Linked DNA regions of Mus musculus: region 2 is linked to region 1. The links are chromatin contacts, found by Hi-C or POLR2A ChIA-PET in ENCODE. All regions are on one chromosome and are shown on one strand. The core of a region is the stretch at or near the end of the contact, and the rest is flanking DNA. Distances in the headings are between cores, read along the strand shown.

Region 1 (2,997 bases), core at 356-2,855:
ATAAGTTCCTTGATTTAGTTGTGTCTTCTAAGGACACTAAATACATCATTTTTGGATGACATTGCATTTGTCAAAAAGACCACTAATAAAAATGGCTAGTTGAGCCATGTCTTTGTCATTGCGTTATTGCTCTTAAGAGACACCACAACCAAGGCAATTCATAAAGAAAAAGGACTTAATTGAGAGCTGACCTACAGTTTCAGAGGTAATTTACTGTCTACTTGGTGGAGCTGGAGAAGTCGCTGAGAGCTCTACAGTCTGATCCATAGGCAAAGAGAAAGACTGGGTCTGGTGTGGACTTTTGAAACCTCAAATCACACCCCCAGTGACACACTTCCTTCAACAAGGCCACACCTTGCACCTTGTTGAATCCTTATAATCTTTTTGACACTTGTACTCCCTGGTGTAACTTTAATTTTTCCAAATCCCATTTAAAAAAAAATATTTATTATTATATGTAAGTACACTGTAGCTGTCTTCAGATGCACCAGAAGAGGGCGTCAGATCTCATTATGGTTTTGAGCCACCATGTGGTTGCTGGGATTTGAACTCAGGACCTTCAGAAGAGCAGTCGGTGCTCTTAACCACTGAGCCATCTCTCCAGCCCTCAAATTCCATTTTTAATGATGGTTTTTAAACACTTTAACCTTCCTTGTAACCCACCACTCACCAGAGGTAGTGGGAAAGAAAGGATACGGGGGGGGGGGGGGAAGTGGAACTGTTTAGAAAGGTTCTTTGGAGCAACTCCCTTCTGTGTTGTCTGGAAATCAGTTCAGTTCACAGGTTAGCAGGCAGCGGTAGTTGGATCCACTGGCAAACACCTCATGGATACAGTTCTGTAGAGTCAGGTTAGCAACAGCAGTGACATGTCCAGATGTTCGAATCAACAGTCGGAACCAACAGGAACAGGGAATCGAAGATGCAAGATCCATAAGTGTTGCACAGTTAGCTGTACCAGTGAGCCAAGTCAAGCCAAGCCAAGCTAAGCTAAGCCAAGCCAAGCCACTCCCCCTCCCCCAATTTCCATTATGTTTACCTTGAACGTTTTGTTGGGCAGCATTCATAGCTTCCTGTGTTTGCTTGTTTGAGACAGGGTTTCTCCGTGCAGCCCTGGCTGTGGATCTCTGAGGACAGACTGCATTTTAATAAAAGTGGATATAGTCTGACATTCCAGGCTTTGTCATGCACGTGGTCCCTCTTTAGGCATTCCTATGCCCCATCTCCTATCTTTCCTTCCCTTAGGTCAGCCCTCTTCTTGACTATTGGGCAGCACCTAGGCACAGCGCTTCTCACCTTTAATGTGTAAAGGAATTGTCTAGGAACCTGGCTAAAGGGCAAATCCCAATTTAGGGTCCCACTTTTCTGGCCACTCTCTGGCGATGGGTTGTTCCCGTTCTGATACATTTTGGGTTTAGAGTGGGAGAGACGATCCATGTGCAGAGTTTGGAGATGGTGTCCTGGGTTCAAATGTGAATTCTTTTACTTGGGTGTGACCGCGGGCAGGATAACCTTGCCTAAACGATACCAGCTTCCCACAGCTAGTTAGGTCAGGTTCCTCTGTGGGGCGTGGCTAAAGCTGGGGGCGTGGCGCTAAGACCGTGCGCTTGCGCAGTCGGGTTGCGGAGGCCTCAGGTAAGGACCGGGCAGTGTTTCTTGTCCTCTGTTCCCCAATGTGTGGCGCGTGGGGTCTGTGACATTCTTGGGTGTGGGGAACACTCGAGCGAGCCCGCCCCGCAGGCGCAGGAGCGCGAGCGTTTCCGGGTCGCCGAGCCGCGACGCATGCTGGGACCAGGACCCCGGGTAAGGCTGGGTGCTCGCTGTTGGATCCTTGCAGGGCAGCAGCCCCCGGTCGCAGCGCCGCCTTTCCTCCCTCGGGCCTACACTGGAGCACACGCAGGGTTGCTTCTCCTGCGCTGCAGCCCCAGGCGCTCCTGTGCAACAAGGCTCCGTGGTCTTTGGTCTCCCTGAGCCATCTTGTCTGGACAGTGTGTCTCTGGTGACAAACGTGCTTTATTATTAAGTAGACAAGTCCCGAAGCGCAGGGCTTTGGAATGTGGCACGTCCATCAGTTTTTAAGAAATTAAGTGTTTTATTAATATCATTATTTGGACTGTTTGATATCTTAGCATCACTCTCTTCCAATCAAAAAAGATTTCGCTCAGATCCCGTAAGTTGTGGAACAGGATGCAGGCAGGTGTGCCCTGTCCTCGCCCTGAAACCTTAAAACCGCCCTTGAGAACTTAGAACTGAGCGGGACCGTCAGTGATTTAGCAGAGTACTGGGAAATCGAGGAACACAGCTGTCCCTTCTGCCTCCTCCCCAGTTTTTTATTTGCTTCGTTTTAAAAATGAGAATAATACAGTTTTTTTTTTTTCTGGTCCCTGAGTAATTCCCATTACTAAAGTGAAAAACGAACGTTGGAGGAGGGACACATGGTAACAGAGTCCAAGGCGAATCCTGATAGTGTTTAATTATTTTCATGCTTAGATACCATGAAAGGGACGTAAAAGCAGGGGAAAGGACTGGCTGATCCTGAACATTAAAGAACAGCCTGTCTCAGCATTGAGCAGTGGGAAAATATCAGAATATTAGATCAAAAGCTTAGTAGTTTGGGGTTATAGGGAGTTAGTTATAAAGCCTGAGCTACCTTTTGCATATTTAGCAAGACAAAACCTTATTTACTGGATAACGGTTCTTCAAAGACACCTTCTTTTGACTGTTGGAAACTGAGCCTACTACTCATGCTAATAGCTTGCATGCTCCCGTTCTCGGTTTGTCTCTGCGTACAGGGGGGAAGACTTCAGTTACTCGAAGCTTTGCCATGGACTGGGTCACCACCAGTCAACTTCTCCCCCATGGGCCAGGGCTTTGTATAAAACCTGGAGTGACTTCACGGGGGGGGGGGGGATTACTGGGGTGCCTGCCACCCTAGTCTTGCTGAATCAGGATCTGGGGACTGGGAAGTGGTCTGAAGGCTTAGGAACGCACGCTGCTTTG
Region 2 (3,032 bases), core at 73-2,572, 440 kb after region 1:
GCAAAGATTCAGGCTCCAGTCCCTGCCTGACATTCCTCTTCCCACCCTCCTTTTAATTCACTCACTTTTTTTTTTTTAAACAAAATGTAATTACTTGACTGTCAGCCGGGGCTGCACTCTGGGGCTTTAACTCCTTTCAACACAGATGTGCGCCCAGCTTTGATGCCGCTGTACTCGCAGCTTGTCCCAGCCACAGCCGGCTCGGTAATGTAACATTCAAGTGCATATTTATTTTTAAACTGACCTCTCCTAGACGGTGCAGTATAAAGCAGGTCCTGCCAAAAAATATGCTACTTTCTATTTATAAGATGAAACACATGCCTTCCCTCCCAAAGGCGAGAGCGGGGTGGAGTATAATAATTCATAAAGAAAAAAACTGACTGGCCGGATCCATTCGTCCTCGCATGGCTGTGTCAAGATACTTAGTGAGAAGGAAGAGAAAAGAAGAGGAAGAAGAGCAATAGCAGGAGGAAGAGGAGGAGGAGAGGCAGGAGGAGAAGGAGAGGGGAAGGAGGAGGAAGAGGGAGTAAAGATCTTGTAAACGCTTCAGTTGTTCAGAAACCGCAGTCGAGAAAGAAAAAAAAAATTTTTTTCCCCCAACTGCCAGATCTGCAGGTTGGAGCCTCAGCTACAATGTGCTGCCTCTGTCAGTTCGGAAACTGCCAAGCTGCGCGGTGCACTCTCGCGCCGCGCCGCATCGGTGCAAACACACAACTAGAGGGCCGCGGTAGCCAAGTGCGGTTTGTTCTGCTGGAAAAACGCAACACGCGCCCAGAATGGCTGTCAATGGCCTGGAGGGGGCCGTGCTGACTGCAGCCCCACCCTAAAGAAGTAGGTGGCAGAGCTCCGCGTCCTGATCCCCCCTCCCGGACGTCAAGCATGATGTCCCCTTTGATCCTCTAAACATCAGCTCAACCAGGCGGTGCGGTAGATTATCCTCGCACCCTCTAAGTCTTCCAAGGCCACCATCTGCACTAGCTGGAAGGGGGCTTAGGTTGAGGGTCGGACAGTCTTACAGGTGGAGAGACAGCCTGGGTCACACACTCACCAGCAGTCTCTAAGGCTCCTAGCTTCTGCCCGGAGGGCCGGGCGTCGGCCCGGGTCGCCTCCCGAGGGCGCAACAGTCCTCGCTGGTGCGCGCAGAACCAGAGGGGCGGCAACGGTTCACCGCAGAATCTGCTCCGGGACTGCGCGCGGCGTCTCCCGGGAGGCAGCCGCTGCGGAACTGGGTTGTCGGTGAGCGTCCCGCTGCTGTGCTCCCAGCGGCAGTTGGAAGCGCCCGCGACACTGTGCGCGCGGCTGCCGGACGCCGGGCCTCAACCTGCCGAGGGCGGGGCGCAGGACGCAGGGCGGGGCCGGCGCGGGGCGGGGCGGGGCTGTGAGGCCAGGGCAGGGCGGGGAGAAGGGTGCGGGCCGACCTGGACCGTCCCTCCGTTGTACCTGTCCCCCACCTCCCCACCACCCCCAGACCCGCAGGACTGGAGGCGAGGCTGCGGACTCTTGGAGGACAAAGGCTACCCACTGTCACCTCCCAGTTCCACCCCTTCCCAGTGGTGGCTTCTCTCAGAGGCAATGCCGGCTGGGGCTCCCTCAGGCACAAAGAAAAGTGGCGGGGTGCTCCCTTTAAAGAGGGGACCCCAGAGCGTTGCTGTCCGTACGGTGCGGGAGAACAATGGGACTCCGCCCGCACCCGGGACCCTCGTGCTCACCCTCGTGTCCCCGCCTTTCCCTGTCCTACCTAACCCACCTAGCAGTGCGGGGCTTCGCAGCGGAGGAAGGGGACCTGCGCGGGGAAGAAGGGCCACCTGACCGGGTCGCCGCAGCGCGGCCGCAGCTCCCTGGGGACCCCCTGGCAGCTGTAGCTCTCGGGAGGGAAAAGGAGGGTCGCGTGCTGTCAACGTGCAGCCGGCTCCCCTTGCAAGCTGTCGCCAAAACCTGGAGCGCGGATCTGACGCGCGGGAGACGCGGGGTGGAGGCTGAGAGCCTGCGGGACGCAGAGAAACGCAGACGCAGCAGGTTTTTCCTGTCGGGAGGGTGACGTCTCCTCCCCCTCCAGGTCTGTCAGAGATTGACCTAAAGCTGCGGAAGCGGGTGGCGGCTCTCCGGGACGCTCTGCGAGGCGGCGCAAGTGGCGCAGCTGCTGCTGCTCCGGACCGTAAAATTCCGCCCGTGGCGACACCTGCACCTGTCGGTCACCCAGCCAGGGCCTCAGGACGACCCGCCCCTCTGTCCCTGGACCTCTGTAGGAACCCAGAGAATTAATGTTAATTGTCTTAATTGGTCGCCCTCTCTTCCTTCTCCCTTAGTCCGCCAGGTTGGAGACAGGAAAAGGTGGTGTTTTCCGGCGTTGATGTCCCCCGCCGGCTTGGTTGACCTGGAAAAGGAGCTAGAACCCCGAGTAGTCGCACGCTCCAGGTCTGGCCCCAACCCTGGGACTCTCAGGTTGCCTGGAAATCCTGGCACAAAGCAGAGCCCCTCCTGGAGACCTTGGCTTCCCTGGGCGCTATCGGGGTCATCACAAGGGTGCCCCCAATCTGAATCGCTCTGAAACCTTAGACCGGGTGCACTTTAAGCCCAGGTCCTAAACCACGGTCGACGTTAAGATGAATTTAAAAAGGAAGCGGACACAACTGTTGGGGAAAGCAAAATACTTGGGTGGAGTGTTAAAAGCCTCAAAGAAAATAATAGTTGGCAGGTTAAACGGCCATGAGGTCGGAAGTCAAATACAAAACCGCAGAAGTGATACCAGAATTTTGACAAGCAAAACAGTCGGTGAAGATAAGGGACCCGGCACTGTTTCCCTTCTCCGAATGACCGACTGCTCCGAAGTTGCCTTTGGCAGATACCTGGGTTCCACTCCGAATTCCTCAGAGTTTTACTTGGGGTTCATATTTCAAAATATATGTTCCATTTGGCACTAATGTATATATTTTATATATGAATTTATTGAAAAATATTAAATGTTACTGGCCTAGTTAGATAAAGGTATTTTTATAAATATTTATGCACAGCTTTCATTACATATGGTATTT

The links. A loop is a pair of places that touch in the nucleus more often than their neighbours do. ChIA-PET counts read pairs that join two places held with the same protein, here RNA polymerase II (POLR2A).
Region 2: a map of regulatory T cell shows a loop between it and region 1 (2.8-fold over the local background). The contact joins the promoter of Cdc42ep3 here to the promoter of Cebpzos in region 1. A Hi-C loop is called at or near these places in 1 of 37 maps with a recorded cell type or tissue (regulatory T cell). POLR2A ChIA-PET finds 5 or more read pairs at or near these places in 1 of 5 experiments (embryonic stem cell).

What each region holds. Positions count from the first base shown.
Region 1 is chr17:78,914,894-78,917,890 of GRCm38, forward strand. Cebpzos (CCAAT/enhancer binding protein (C/EBP), zeta, opposite strand) reads left to right here and starts at 1,606. Exons shown (of 5, transcript NM_001177403.1): 1 at 1,606-1,800.
Region 2 is chr17:79,353,769-79,356,800 of GRCm38, forward strand. Cdc42ep3 (CDC42 effector protein (Rho GTPase binding) 3) reads right to left here and starts at 1,323. Exons shown (of 2, transcript NM_026514.3): 1 at 1,049-1,323. Gm17315 (predicted gene, 17315) reads left to right here and starts at 931. Exons shown (of 2, transcript NR_165822.1): 1 at 931-1,236; 2 at 2,057-3,032.